Linked DNA regions of Homo sapiens: region 1 is linked to region 2. The links are chromatin loops, found by intact Hi-C in ENCODE. Cell type or tissue: HepG2. All regions are shown on one strand.

Evidence for each region. A loop is a pair of places that touch in the nucleus more often than their neighbours do. Peaks named below come from ENCODE experiments on the same cell type or tissue, not always from the same donor. Only the 100,000 strongest peaks of a DNase experiment are listed, where the experiment ranks them.
Region 1: a loop joins it to region 2, with 2.0 times the contacts of the local background. A loop is called at or near these places in 1 of 110 quality-filtered maps.

What each region holds. Positions count from the first base shown.
Region 1 is chr2:200,050,394-200,058,393 of GRCh38, reverse strand. All of the region lies in intron 1 of LOC124906112 (a long non-coding RNA gene), which reads left to right. Among named protein-coding and RNA genes, the nearest start is that of MAIP1, 99 kb to the right of the region's middle. RefSeq lists an enhancer at 2,828-3,748. In HepG2, a CTCF peak has its summit at 3,397 (motif pointing left); a DNase peak (open chromatin) is centred at 3,413.
Region 2 is chr2:200,401,611-200,409,610 of GRCh38, reverse strand. The region is part of intron 3 of SPATS2L (spermatogenesis associated serine rich 2 like); the gene reads right to left. LOC101927741 (a long non-coding RNA gene) reads left to right here. Exons shown (of 7, transcript XR_007088047.1): 7 at 4,235-8,000. Among named protein-coding and RNA genes, the nearest start is that of SPATS2L, 99 kb to the right of the region's middle. RefSeq lists an enhancer at 3,052-4,251. In HepG2, no CTCF peak of the experiment used is centred here; DNase peaks (open chromatin) are centred at 1,010, 3,010, 3,480 and 3,880; H3K4me3 peaks cover 894 bases.

The DNA.
Region 1 (8,000 bases), 350 kb after region 2:
GTCCTACTGTGTAGTTGATTTTAGAGTATGTGCCATGTGCAAATGAGGGAAATGTATATTCTGTTGTTTTGGGGCAGAGAGTTCTGTAGATGTCTATTAGGTATACTTGGTCAAGTGTCAAGTTTAGGTCCTGAATATATTTTTTAGATTTCTGCCTCAATAATCTGTCTATTACTGTCAGTGACGGTGCTGAAGTCTACCAGCATTATTGTGTCCCTTCATAAATCCCTTGGATAATACCAGCATTATCCAAGTTCCTTCATAGATGTCAAAGAACTTGGTTTATGAATCTGGGTGCTCCTGTGTTAGGGGCATATATATTTAGGATAGTTAAGTCTTCCTGTTTAATTGAACCTTTTACCATTATCTAATTCCCTTCTTTGTCTTTTTTGATCTTTGTTGATTTAAAGTCTGTTTTGTCTGAAATTAGAATAGTAACCCCTACTTTTTTCTCTTTTCCATTTGCTTGGTAGATTTTTCTCCATTTCTTTATTTTGAGGCTATGAGTATCATTGCATGTGAGATAGGTCTCTTGAAGAGAGCGTACTATTGGGTCTTGCTTCTTTATCCAACTTGACACTCTATGCCTTTTAAATGGAGAATTTAGCCCATTTACATTCAAGGCTAGTATTGATATGTGTGGATTTGATCCTATCATCATGTTGTTAGCTGCTTATTATGAAGACTTGTTTGTGTGGTTGCTTTGTAGTGTCAATGGTCTATGTAGTTAAGTATGTTTTTGTAGTGGCCAGTAACAGTCTTTCCTTTCCATATTTAGCATTCCCTACAGGACCTCTTGTAAGGCAGGTCTGCTGGTAACAAACTCCCTTAGCATTTGCTTGTCTGAAAAGGATCTTATTTCTTGTTTGCTTATGAAGCTTAGTTTGGCTGGATATGAGATTCTTGGTTGGAATTTCTTTCCTTCAAGAATGCTGAATATAGGCCGCTAATCTCTTCTGGCTTGTAGGGTTTCTACTGAAAGGTTTGCTGTTAGCTTGATGGGGTTCCCTTTGTAGATGAACTGTCCCTTCTCTCCAGCTGCCTTTAACATTTTTTCCTTTGTTTTGACTTTGGATAATCTGATGACTGTGTGTCTTAGGGATGGTCTTCTTGAGCAGTATCTTGCAGGGGTTCTTTACATTCTTGAATTTGAATGCCAGCCTCTCTAATGAGTTTGGGGGAATTTTGAATGATATCCTGAGATATCTTTTCCAAGTTGCTTGCTTTCTCCCTCTCTCTTTCAGAGATGCCAATGAGTTGTACATTTTGTCTCTTTACATAATCCCATATGTCTCGGAGGCTTTGTTCATTCTTTTTTATTATTTTTTTCTTTATTTTTGTCTTATTGAGTTAGTTCAGAGATCCAGTCTTTGAACTCTGAGAGTCTTTCCTCAGCTTGGTCTATTCTGTCATTAATACTTGTGATTGTATTATGAAATTCTTGTAGTGTTTTTTCCAGCTCTATCAGATCAGTTTGGGTCTTCTTATGATAGTCATTTTGCCTTGTGACTCCTGTATCGTTGTATTGTAAGCCTTAGATTACTTGGGTGGGGTTTTGACTTTCTTCTGAAACTCAATGATCTTTGTTCCTGTCCATATTCTGAATTATATTTGTCATTTCAGCCATTTCATCCTGGTTAAGAATGCTTGCTGGGGAACTGGTATGGTCCTTTGGAGGAAAGAAGACACTCTGTTTTTTTTTGAGTTGCCAGAGTTCTTGCACTGATTCTTTCTCATCTGTGTGGGCCGATGTTCCTTTAACTGTGGAATAATTTGAGAATAGTCAGTTGGCTTCTTTTTGGGATGTTTTCAGAGAGCTGCGGCTTTGTGTGGGGTCTTTATTTGCAGCTGAATTATTGTCCTTAGTTTCACAGGGGAGTATGTTAGCAAAGTATTTTTGGTGTTGAAGTTTGAGCTGTAATCTAGTAAATGGCACTTATGTGTAATGGCTAATACGTAGTTTCTTGCCCAGCCACGTGTCTTCTCTGTATTTCCTCACAATTGCAGCCACACTTCCTCTCAGTGGTCTGAAAGTGTGAGCTTTCCCCACTAGAATGCTGGCTGCAGATCTTGGCTTAGCAGTCCCAGGCTGCACACCGCTGTCCTGCAGTGAACTCAGGCTTTATGTTCCCTCCCAACCTTGGAAGCATCAGGGGAAGAGACCTTGGCAGTGGCTATGGCAGAGGGCCTTTCACTTGTCTCTTCACCCCAGAGATATGCAGAGCTGCTGCCAATCAGTGTGATATTCCTGGGGGCTGGGGAGTCTGTTGTGGGCCCAAGCTGGGGGACTCTGCCTGTTGACAGGCAGAGGATGTGGGGGACTCATGGGGAAGACAGACTAGCCTCTTCTCCTTAGGGAGGCTGTGACTTGCTGGAGGTGTGAGTAAAGCATTTAGGGTCTTTGTTCCTTCCCCAGTTTGAGGGCAGCAAGGGCAGTACCACTGCAGCAGCAGTGGCAGAGGGGCTTTCAGTTGCCTCTGGGAACTCCACCTCAATGGAGAATGCTGAATATAGGCCCCCAATCTCTTCTAGCTTATAGGGTTTCTGTTGAAAGGTTTGCTGTTAGCTTGACGGGGTTCCCTTTGTAGATGAATTATCCCTTCTCTCTAGCTGCCTTTAACATTTTTTCCTTGGTGTTGACTTTGGATAATCTGATGACTGTGTGTCTTGGGGATGGTCTTCTTGTTCAGTATCTTGCAGGGGTTCTACTGCTACTGGGAGGGTTCAGCCAGTGGATGGGGTGGCTGCACTGCTGGCAGGGGCTGGGGCCCCGCCGCTTAGTGAAGAGCAGGAGGTCAAGCGCTCACAAGGAGTAGAGACGAGGCTCCTCTCGGTATGGAGACTGTGGTATGCCAGAAGTGCGAGTAAATCCCTCAGGCCCTTTGTTCCCTCCGTAGCCCAAGGGCATTAAGAGTGGTACCACTGCAGCTGCAATGGCAGAGGGGCTGTGGGTTCTCTCTGGGATTTTCTCCCCAAGGAAAGGCAGAGCCACCACCAACTGAAGTATTCAGGTGGAGGCAGGGTGGTTGTGCTGAAGTCCCAGGTCTAGAGGCACTGCCCAGTGAGGAGTGGTGGGGGCGGGGACCTGTGTGGAAAACACTCTGACTCCTTTTCTGTAAGGCAGCTGCACTGTGCTGGGGGCACATGTTAGTTCCTAATCAGTGTGCTCCCTCCCTAGACCGAAGGCAACAGGAGCGAGGGATGAGGGATGCCAAACAACAAAAATGTTGGCCTATATGCTCCCTCCGGGAGCTCCGTCCCAGGGAAGTAGCCACTACCCGAGAGCCCAGGCTGCGAGTGCCTGGAGTCTCAGGTCTGGAGGCCCTGCTCAGTGAGGAGTATCGAGGGGTGGGAACCCACCTGGAAAATAGTCTGGCCGCTTTCCTGCAAGTCTGCTGCCCTCTTCTGGGGGTCCACGTTGTCCCTAATCACTGTGCTCCCTCCCTGGCCCAAGGGCAACAGGAATGAGGGCTGCAAAGCAGCAAAAATGGCGGCCTGCCTGCTCCCTCCAGGAGCTCCATGCCAGGGAAGTGCAGAGCTACTCCTGGCCCGACAGCCCAGGCGGGGCTGGGGTGGCTGCACTAGGTTCCTAGGCCAGTGGGCCCCACCAAGCAAGGTGCAGCACAGATGAGGCCCGCAGACCATCTGCTGCTCAGCCCCATGGGATTCGATCCCTGTCCTGGGGGCATGCAAGGCAGCCTGGCCTCCCCCATTGCTAGAGATGCAGTCACTGGTGCCAGGATGCTTGGGGATTCAAGGCTCCCAGAACTCTGCAATGGTCTGAGCAAGTGGCTCTGCCCAAACTCCACGGAGCTCTCTGTGTCAGTGCAGTGGAGGCTCTGTGCCACTCCCAGGTGGGCGGTTGTCCTCTCTTGCTCCTCTCCATTCTCTATGGGTTGAGTTGTTTCCTTTATGAATCCCAGTGTCCACCTGGATGGTCCAGTTGGAGAGAGTGATGTTCCCTTGCCACTCCTTCTCTCCATGAGAGTGGTGCTCCCATAAAGTGAGCCTTATTTTAATCTGCATTTACAATTCAAACATGACAGGTAAGTCTATTGATAATCATTTTGAAAATAAAATGTAGAACTTTTCTCCTACTGAGACAGTCTATTAAGCCACAGTTATCTCTATTTTGGAGGTTAAGTACCAACAACTTTGACTGACTGAACCAGATAATTTAGGAAAAGTATCTAACCTTATTTCAGCCCACACATTTATGGGATAAGCCATAAAGTTTCTAGATGATCTCCGGTTGTCACTCTTTCTTGGTAGGGAAAAAGAATGCAGATTCAAGAGATATTTTCCAGCATTAAGCTCACGTATCTAGTGTTTATATGTTGGGTGAAACCAGCCCTGCCATTCAGACCACAACAATGCAACCAAAAATTAGTGGATAAACCAAAAGCATACACTCATCAGCTCCACTGAGAGAGAACAACCACCTCTCAAACAGCCTGACCTGGGAAGTTTGTCCAAAGGGTGGTTCTACGTGAGACAAGGTAAGGGATCCCTATCAAGTCTTTTCTTTGGGGACTATAAATACTAATTATGAAGTGAAGTTAGGTCTCATAATGCCAGGCAGCATTATGTGGTATATTTTTCCATTTTGGAAGGTCTAGAACAAGGAGTATTATGGCTTGCTAAAAAAGATCATATTCCTTATCATGTATCCTTATCATGAATCCTCATTACTGAGAGTAACTGAGTCAAACTAATACTCTGTACTAACAGAATTAGTTGGGTTATATTCCGTCCCTCGCTTCCTGCTACCCTTTGTACTCAAGTAAACTAGAATAACATACTATTCAATTAATATAATTCTGTTTGGAATTGCTTCATGCACTAAATTTCCCCTATATTTGTGCAAGATAAGTCGGAATTTTCTCCTATTAATGTGCTAAATTTGGTGGAAAATGTAAGGTGTTTATAAGGTCACTTAGCCTCTCAGTGATGTAGCCAGCAAAATGTGAAAGACAATGTTTTTAATTGCCCAGAAATACATTCTGGCTCTGGCAACTTAATTCAGAAAAGTCCTCTAATGATTATGAAACAATAGTACACATTGCAATACATCAGCTTAAAAAGACAGTACGAAGGAAAGACAATTTACAATTTCCAGATCTTTTCTAATTCAATGTCTACAAGCTTCTAAAAGTCTCTAATAGGGTCTCTATAGGACAAACTTTTAAGTGCATTTTTTGTTTGGTTGTTTTTTTTTTCTAGTTCCCTGAGGGAAAACACTATCATCCCTTTGTCGTCATTAAAGGATATAAGGTCACTGGGTAGCATCATATTTGCAATAAAATGAAGTTATTATGTTAAATGATTTAAGCATAGTAATATAAATCTAGGTTTTATTTTTTAACAACTCAGTCATGACTGTCTTGTTTTTTAAGCTATGACCTCCTCCTTTTCTTTTTGTTCATTCTTTCTGAGTTAAAAGTAGATCCAACTAGGAAGAGTTTGTCATTGCCTGGTTACTAGTCAGCAAGATCACCAAGATACAGGCTTAAAGTTACCTAAAAGACCAACGTTCAAGTGCCTTTATGTAGATAGATTTTCAACATTGACATTGACTACGTCATACTAATCAGAAGCTTTGATAGGCAGTTATATAAACTTTGATGAATTTTTAAAGGGGCAGGAGGAAGTCATGAATGTTTACTTAAGTGAAACTTAATAGACAAAAATCTCTTTGAACATGGTATTCAGGAAGGGCAATAATTTTTTAAGGTCTTTGTAGGTAGAAAACAATAAATAAACACCGCTGACTGAAAATTACACAGATAAAGCAAATACAAGTTCTTTTAAAAAATATATTTTAAAAAAGAAAGAAGGAAACTGAGAGGAGAAAAGAAGGCCAGGGAAAGAAAAGCTGAAAAAGAGATAATAATGGAAACAAGTAAAGGATGGGGAGGAAAATTAAAATGTGGTAAGACTATAATAAAATGTGGGAAGGGTCAAGCATGTCACCTTCTCTTCCAAATTGCCTTTGTAGAGATGAGTTCTTACTTTGACGTCTTTATCTGAAACCTCTTTATAGTTGGGAAGACCTATGTTAACCAGCACAGAATCAAATGCTACTCAATTCTTTATCATTGGATTTTGAAGTCATAGTGAAAAGAGTACAACCCTGAACATGTAAAGTCTAACTGGAAACCAGCAGACGTGATAATAATCCTTACCTCAGCTGCAGAAAACAAAGGATTCTTGAGGCCATGTGCCCCTGCCTTCCCACTTTGATTTTATGGAATAGCAGAGCAATGTAACAATGCAAAAATCCTTTGGTTACTTTAGAAGAACCACAAAGATGGGTTCACATATGGATTATTGGACTTTATCATGCAGTTTGGCTTTGCCAAATTTGGATATGATATTCCTATATAGATGGATCTGTTTTGCTTGGATAATGAACTATCATTTTATCACTCCAAAGCTTTGAAAAACATTTATGTTAGCCTCTCCTCTTCACACATGATCATGATAAAGAATATAAGTGATCATGTTTAGTGCTTTATAGTCAATGTCTCGAGTTTAGCCAAATAATTGTCATTCAGTCATCCATTCATTCAGCAAATATTTATTAAATGCCTGCAATGTGCCAGCTGCCATCTTAGGAGGCAGTGATTCAGTCATCAACAAGACAGACAAGGTCTCTGACTATGAAGTGTTTGCTACACAGAAAACCAACGAGATAATTGTCTTTTTACTCTGATCCAGAACTAATTGATTTACCCTCACAGTTAACCACAAAGCATTTTCACTTTTTGCAAAGTTTTAAAAACTCTCAAATAGGGAGGACTGGTAGGTGAGGAGAAATCATCATGGGATAGGGCTCAAAAAAAAAAAAATACCATGATCCTATGGGCCAACTGCAGCTAGGAGCATAATTCCTTTCATGCAAGACCGTATGGCTTTCAACATGGGCACTTCCCTCGCTAATCGAAATTTCAAAGAACACAGAAGACCATTTAATAGGATTATTGCTAAACCTGTTATAGATTAAATTCTCTGGCTGTCTGACACCATAGTAACTAGCCCAGATTTGTATTTACAAAGAAGAGGTGAGAAAAATTCCTTCCTGATAGGAACAAGAGAGCAGAATATCCTCCCTCTTCCCTTGCCTCAAAAATAAATAAATAAAATAAAACTAAACTAAAAAGGAATAGGAACATATGCCAGGAAACAGAAACCCCACCTCCAGTTTACTGTTGGCAAAGTTCAAATGCACCAGGGAAGCTCACCAAGCAATTTCCCCCGGTGCCCTCTGAAGCAAAACCCCACTGGCTGTTGTTTCCAAAGGCTCACGGCCAAGATCTTAACATTTCTTCCTGAATGGCAGGAACAATAAATATCTGTCTCTTGGTGACACAAATGGTTAAGCATTGACAGAATTTGATATAGAAAGTACTAAAAGCCCTCCTCTGGGTTGTAACCACTAATCTTACTGTACCTTCAGAGATTGAGGATGGCAGCTACTGACAATGGCAGCCCACCAGCAGCAAAATTATGTGAAGAGAAAAAATTACAAACTTGTATTTCCACCCTAAAATAGGTGGTATTGGGAGGAAATACAGATCAGCTAAAATGAGAGCAAGTAAGCCATATTCTTTTAAAACATGATGGGTGATACCTTTACATAGACATGTGTGCACCCCCAAGCTAACTAATGTTCAGATGAAGCTGTCATTCTAACATCAGTACAGGAGACAAAGATGTTCATAAATAGAAAACTATGTAAGTAAGGGTTTAAGCAAACAGCTTTTCCTGACACCTATGAAAAGTGTTAAAACTTATTTCTGTATTGACTTACCATCTGGGAGGATATTCTGTAGCTTTCCAAATGGGTTTCTAATAAGGTCAAGTCCATTTTCAGGGCTTAAGACAGACTGTCTGCTAGAGGGTTGGAGAGAAGAAGTCTTAAGAATTAATTCACTTTTAGCTAAGATTGCTGATTCATTCCAGATGGTTTATATTCGTACAGGTTCAGTAGCTGATTC
Region 2 (8,000 bases):
TTTCTGGGCCAACCTCTGTTTCTGCTTTAATCACTTGGCTTGGCGAATGTGGAGACAGCGGCATTGTTTCTCAGCCTGTTATTTATAAATTCACTATGTTTATTTTCCTATGGAAATGTCTTTGAGAAAGATGGAGAAATTGTGTGAACTCACATGTGCACATAAAAATAAAGGAACCTCACTGTGTCACTCCTCATAATTCAGTGGTATCAAAAAGGGTTTAAGCATCTTAATCTAAAAAAAAAAGCCCTCATTATGCAGAGCTTTAAATATAAGGCATGGATGACCAAGGAAGAGTTATAGTGAGGTTGTGCTGAAAGGCTTGCCTTTGCAGTTGGAAACCAAGCTTCTGAGGACGGATGCTCCTGGAAGGAATGGATCAATCAATGCGTGACTAATAGTAGTTTGCATACGGAGAACTCATAAAATTCACGCCCGCAGCGGCTGTTTTGCAGAGGCTGTTTCTGGCGCAGCTTCACACAGCCTTTTACTTCATTGCCACAGCCCAGGCTAACACCTAAGCCACCGTTTGAAGCTGCACTTGACTGCCCCGCTAAAGGACTCTCATGCCATAAACAAAGTGGTCCCACCAGGCGGCCGCTGTTGGGTGACAGTCAAGATGGCTAGTTAGCGGTTCATTTAGCAACTGCTTTACCTTCCCAAAATTATGTTCCCGTATTTTGCTTCTGCTAATTTCACTCTGGTTTGGCAAAGTCCATGTGCTATCTAGAAACAGCATGATGTTTTGATGCCCCCTCTTGAGTGTTTTAGTCATGATCCTCTCCTCTCTCTGGGGCTTCCCTATCTGACTCCGCAGGCTCTGCCCCATGGCGCCTCAGGCCCGCCCTGCTGGCCTTTTGCTTGCACTAACTGGGCAGTGAGGCAGTGTGACTTTCATGGACGTTGTTTGGTTTCAGTTTCCCAAACTAACTTGCCTTCTCTGCACCTGAGCTGTCTGGTTAAGAGCCGTTAACAGATTTCCTCATTCATACTGTGCATCTTTTGAGCCTGTCTGTGATGACCCTTAGAAATTCTTCTTGGCTTCCTGATGAGTCACTTAAACTATGTCTGAGTTTCCAAAGTGGCTCTGACCAAAGTTTTCAATCCACCCACACAGCTGTGTGATCAGCAAAGACCCGGCATTATCAAATAAACATAAAATAACTGTTCTCTCTGCTTCCAGTCTCTCCCCTGCAATTCAGTCCCAGGCAGCTGCTCTTCCTGGAGTATATTCGTGACCATTTTACCCTCTTCCTTAAGAACTTAAGAATAAAGTTCATTATCTGCAACCTGGCATTCAACGCCAGCAACAATTGGGCTCCAACTTGCTTTCTAAATGTCTCTGACTTTACCCCTTCACAGACAAGCTCCCCATGCCCAGTTTTGAACCCCCACCCCCAGGCCGGGCTTTTCCAAGATATGTCTGAATTGCACATTCCAGGTGAAATGCCATGTGTTCCATGAAATCCTTCTCCATACCCCCTGCCAGAGGTCACCTTTGCCTCAACTCCTGCAGCCCTTGGTCAGCAAGTGTCTTAGCCCCTTTTCCTTTATAGCTCCAGTATTTGTGTGTGTGTCGTGTCTCCCAGATGGTAGGCAACGTGAGGGCAGAATCCTCATCTTGGCCATTTTTGGATAATCACCATGCCCATTCACAAGCGACTAATACGGTGCATGTAGTAGGTATTTAATACATATTTGTTGAGTGAGAGAATGCCAACTTATAGCTACACCAGGCGGCTGCTCTGAGTCAAAGGAAGACTCCACCATCTTGTGTGGACCATCCCAGCACTCTGCATCTACCACTCATGATAACAGTGGGCAGGTCTCACTTGATTGATGTCATTAAGCATAATATGGGTAGGGAGAACATATATATGTTCTTTAAATTTCAATAACAGAGACTGGAGGAATATTTATGAGATTTTTACATTCTTACAATTTTAATTCTGTAGAATAAGGTACTCATGGTATTTTGTGGAGTTTTAAAAATATGAAAAAGCACAGTAACTGCCTGTCTATCCTTCCAAGGCTCAGCTTAGCAGACAGACATTGGTTGAGCCCCCATTAAATGACAGGAGCTGAGGATACAAAGAAAAACTAGATACAGTTCTGCTGTAAGGAGGCACAGTTTAGCAGTGGAGCCAGAAATGTCTACAATAAAAGTAGGTAGTAAGTGTTGTACTGTCCTTATGAACAGGGTACTGTGGTGCTACAGAGAAGGAATTAACTTTGCTGAGTAAGGGTGAGTACTTTATAGAGAGCCAAATGTCATGGAAGGAGCGCTGGAGTTAGACAGACCTATGTTCTAATCTTGCTTCTGCTACATGCTAGCTCTATGACCTTGGGTGAACCACTTAAATTTTTGAAACTTGGTTCTGTAGCTGTAAAATGAGGATATTATCTTCTAGAGCCTATGTAAAAATGGAAAGGGATGATGCCTGTAAAGTGTTTCATATAGAATTTGGCATATATTAGCTACTCAATAGATTTTAAAAAGAAAAAAGTGGGAGCATTTGCATTAAGGGGTCCTTCCAGGTGTGGCTTTGAAGTGGAAAGACCATGTGGCTTGAATGTTGGTCAAGACGTATTTGGGGGAGACTACCTTGTCTACCCTTCTTCTTAGAGAACCTCCTACCTCCACAGACTTGCTAAGGGGTCAGTGGACCCAAGACTCTGTCCCCACTTTTCCCTTCTCTATGGTGTAACTGGTACAATGAGAAAGTCTATCTTTAGGGTGGTTAACATGGTTTTACCCCCTCTTCTTCTTTCATTTAATTATTTACTAAATGTCTACTATGATCAGGCACTGCACTAGAGGCTGGATACAGCAGTAACAAAACAGATATGGTCACTGCCAAAACTAGAGAGGGAAACGGATATAAACACAGAAATTAAAATATATCACTGCAACTTGTGCTAAGTGAGTGCTATGAAGGAAGCAATCAGAACACAGTGACAATGAATTACAGTGGTCAGGAAGTGGCCTGGCTAGAAAAGACAAAGTGAAACAATTAGACCCTCTGCCTTGAAGGTCTGAGCTATTCAACACAAAGGGAGAGAAGCTGGAGTGCAGATGAAGAGAGGCTGGACTTGCAACTGCCTCACTTTCTCTCCTTCCTGCTCCTTTAACTTTTCCTGAAGTCTCATGAGACGCTGCCAGACCTTTATAATAATAACCTCTTTTTTTTTTTTTTTTTTAAACTTGTGCTAGTTTGAGAGGGTTTCATTTTCTAGAGCAAGTATGGTGTGCCTGGAGGCAACATTAATAGCCGGGGCTGGAAATAAAAATAATAAAGCTAAATAATCCCGATTGGCAAAGGTGAGAAAAGGAAGATTTTAAATATAAGTCCCATTAGAATGTACATGACAGCTGGGAGAAGAGAGGCCTGAGACCTTTGCTCACACACTTCTTCCAGCATTGACATTGCCACCATTATTTACTTATGTGACTTCCTGCTCTACTGACAGGGAGCATATCTTTATATCCACAGGGTCTAGAACAATGGGTGGCATTCAGTAGATGATTCATAAATGTTTGTAAAAGGGATGACTCACTGAATGAGTAAAAGGAAGCAGGGAGTCTAGTAAGATGGTTACTGACATATTCTAGTTTTATTTATCCATTTTTAAGTGCATCTCTAATTAAGAATTAAGTATTACACACTATTAAAAAGCTTAATGGATTCAAGCCCAAAATGTATGGAGTGCCTCCTGGGTGCCAGGCAGAGCATATGGCTGGCTCTTTCCTTGAGAAGCTTGCAATCTTGGAGGTGAGCTTAACCTTATCCCCTATGATAAGGACAGCAATCAAGCAGCCAGCAACCTCCTCCTCACACCAATGGGAACTGGAGTTATTTATGGGTTTGCCGTTCCTGCAACTTTGAAAGGAGTTTTATAATCAGCTTTGGTCACATTTCTCAAATGCTGAGCCATTCAGAGATGCCTTAAAAACAGCTCATCTGTGTATGCTTTGCTTCACTTGCTGGGCCACTAATATTATCTACACAGTAATGGAGGTAGTTTTCCTATGAATTTTCTTGGGGAAGAAAATACTCTTTGCAGACCAGTACCTTCACATCATGGATAATTCCATAATTTAATTGCCTTTTCTAACATCTACTTCCTGCCAGCAAAAAATATGCATGAGGTGCTGTCATGTTCTACTTGGCTGACTTTTGGGGAATTAACACCAGGGGTACAAATCAAAACTAACTTTTTTTTTTTTTGGCAGGAAACCAGGAAGAGAAAGAATAATGCAGATTTGAAGATGGAAAAAAATGCAGTTTTTATAGAATTATGGGAAGTAAAAGTGGAGAGGATCTTAGAAACATTCTAGTTGTGGCTTCTCAAACTTTAAAATATATTCTGATCACCTGGGGATCTGATTGGGATGAAGATTCTGATTCAGAGGCTTGGGGTGGGTCCTGAATTCTACATTTCTAATCAGCTCCCAGCTGATGTAAATGCTGCTTGTCCAGGGATGTGGTGGGCAGAATAATGGCCCCTCAAAGACGTCCATGGCCTTATCCCCTGGAACCTGTTAACATGTTAGGTTACATGGCAAACTGAATTTGCAGATGGAATTGAGGTTGCTAATTAGCTGACCTTCAAATGGGGAGATCATCCCGGATTATCTCAGTGGGTCCAGTATAATCACAAGGGTCCTTATAATTTGATGGAGATGGAAGAGAGTCAATGGGACAGTGATGCAATGAGAGAAAGGCTTGGCCAGCCTCTCCGGGTTTGAAGATGAAAGGGGGCCACGAACCAAGGAATGCAGGCAGCTTCTAACAGCTAGAAAATGCAAGGAAGAGTATTCTCCCCAGGGCTCCAGAACCAGTACCTTGAGTTCAGCCCAATGAGACCCATTCGGACTTCTGACCTCCAGAACTAGAAGATAATCAATGTGTGTTGTTTTAAGCTGCTGAAGTTGTGGCAGTTTGTTACAGCAGCAACTGGAAATGAATGCAATGGACCACACTTTGAGAAACAAAGGCCTACACTTCTCTTCCTCCCTCCTTATAAGGAGATGTCTTTCCCTATCCCACCAACTATTACCTTTTAAAAAAATATACCTTCCAGATGGCAACCCTCTCCACAAAGGTTTGGGGGAATTCTAGCCATTCACTCATTCAAGCCACATTTTGTGAGGGAAAGTGAAATGAATCTCACACAATCTTTGCATCCAACGAGCTGACAAAAGAGTAAGGAAAATAAGGCAAAGTCATAAATAACTAGCACATCATTCTGGTAACAACGTTCTCTCTGAATCTTACCTGCTCCCTATTCTTTCTTTCATTAACCCAGACAGGTTCCCCTATCTTTCACCTGGACTCTGGAAAAGGCCTCCTAATGGGATTCTCTGGCTTGGTTTCTCCTCTCTCCAATCTGTCTTAAAACAGTCATTGCACAATTAATCTCCCCAAAGTGCTGAGCGTGTTCACTGATAGAGGGAAGGAGATGGCAGTGAGAAAGAATTAGAAGAGGGGAAGAGAGGAGATAAATTATGAAACAAGCTTCCACTGGAAATAAGAGAAACGTCATCAAAACCCATGTGGAATGGAAGGGAGGTTCTTCTGTTTTTCTAAGAATTCAGAGAAAGGAGAAAAGGAGAAGTGAGAGTGAAGACATAATAAAAATTTCAGATTGTGAAGGGGAAAATTTATGGAAACCATTCCTCTGCGTGAGAGTTTTAGAATTCGCTTTGGGGCTTAAAAAGTGGAGAAAGGTTTAGAGCTGCCCTTATGGAAATGAGATAGGAAATGACCTTGATGAATGATGGAATGCTGAGCAGGCCTGTGGGTCCATGGTGCTGGACTGCACAGATCTGTTACGGTGCCGATCGGCATGGCTTTCCCCAGCAATTCTCAACAAGCCAGAAGCAGGAGCAAAGCAATCATCCATAGTTACAAACTGAACTGTAAGAAATGTAGTGGTAGATTTTAGGGCTCAGAAACATAGGGGCTGAGTATCACTAAGGTGTCTGATGAAGGCATCTGTGGTCTATGAAGGGGGAGGATGAATTGGAACACTAGAGAAAGGCTAAGGGACAAGAAAGAACAGATGTTAAAGAGAATTAGAAGATGAGAGAGGTCAATGATAAGGACATGCTCAGAGAAGGGATGTTAGACATTGCCAGTATGTGGTCCCAGTGCTGCTTGCTGGTGTGTAAGTATAACCCCTTTTCTGCAGTCCAGCCCTTTGCTTTTTAAAAAGAACTAAAGTGTTCTCCACAATTCCATCTTTATAGAGTAAACGTGCTCTTCTGCAATTTTTCATAAGCTGTGCCTCCTAAGTTTTTACTATCTGATCAAGCTCACCTGAGCATATCCTGTTAAAATATGTTGCTATAAGAGAAGCACATTGCTCCAGAAGTGGTTGGATTAGAGCAGAGGACTGTGAGACCTGCACCTGCCTTGGTTGGGCCCCGTTTATCCATTAAGGGAGTCTAAGGTGGCATCAGCAATTTTAGGAGCCACATTAATTAATCACTAGGTCAAATGCAGGTTACTTGCTACTGACTCTCCTTCCGTTGAGTTTGAGACAAGTGTCCCCGGGCCTTTACTTGTGCAATGACTAGAACACAAAGGTAGGATTTTATATTCATCTTTCTTAAATTTCAATATGTAAGTTCTGACATATCACTCCAGCCAACTGTTATGTTTTAGAACCTTGCATTTTGCCCCATGATAAACAGGAATGTTTCAGCCATTCCTTCCAATTTTGTATCATTTTAAAAATCAGTTGACATCCTCTATATCTTAGATTTGTTATTTGAATTTTGTGTAGGCCATGGCCAAGTACAGAGGCTAGAGTATTACCATAAAAACTTCCCTCAAAGTTGAAATTAATCTTTTAATACCTGGTTCATTCATTTCTTCAGTCAGTCACAATGCACAGACTCAGAAGCTGGACTGCAGCAGTGACAGATGCATTGGGGTTTATAGTCTAGGAAGGCAAATGTTTGATGAATGTTATAGAAGAAGCAGTAAGGATGCTCTGGCATCTATAACAGGGGACCTGTCCTAGTCTAGAGAGTAAGGGAAGCCCCCTCCAAGGACTGAAGTTAGCTTAAACCGAGAATGATGGGTTAGTAGCACTATAGTTAGGCCAGGGGAATGGGAGGGAAGGTGGAACATTCCAGGAAGAGGGCACAACGTCTATGAAGAGATAGGACTGAGTGACTGGAAGAACATGCTCAAAGGAATGAAGGTCAAAGATTGCTGGAGCATTAAGTATGAAAAGGAGGGGGACTGTGGGTGATGCTGGAGAAGAAAGGCACAAAGCAAAAGTGGGCAAGGCCCTGGAAGACTTATAATTTTGAGGCTTATTCTAAGGGCAAGCCATTGAAGAGCTTTACTCAGGGGAGGAACATGATGCTTGTATATTAAAGGTCATTCCAGTTTCTTTGTGAATGTGTTGGAGGAGATCAAATGGATTCCTGTTAGGATTCTAATACTGTCCAGGGGAGAGAAAATGGACCAAGATGGGGCAGTGTAGAAAAAGACTCACAAATTTCTTGGGAGGAAGCAATTGATTTGCATTTAACTAGATGCAGGGAATGGGGAAGATGAAGGCACATGGGTGATTCCTTGGTTTCTGGCTTGATTGTCTATGTGGCTGGTGGGGTCATTTCCTGAGAAGGGACCAGTGGTGGTAGCTTTACTCTTTTGGGAGCCTGTGAGACATCCATGTCCAGATATCTAAGAGGCAGCTGAATCTGTAAATCTGGAGCTCCAGAAAAGAACTGAGCCAGGGATAGAGATTTTGGCACCATCAGCATCAAACTGAGTCTCAACCCTGGCTGCAAACTGGAATTACTTGGTGAATTTTCAAAACATAGCTAAACCTGAGCCCCACTCCAGATATCAAATCTGGGACTTGGCATTCCTTAAAAAAAAAATTTCCCAGGGACTCTAATATCCATCCAGAATTGAGAACCGTGAGTGAGAAATCATGAAAGTCATAGATAGGTAAGGGACAGTGGATGAGGCAAA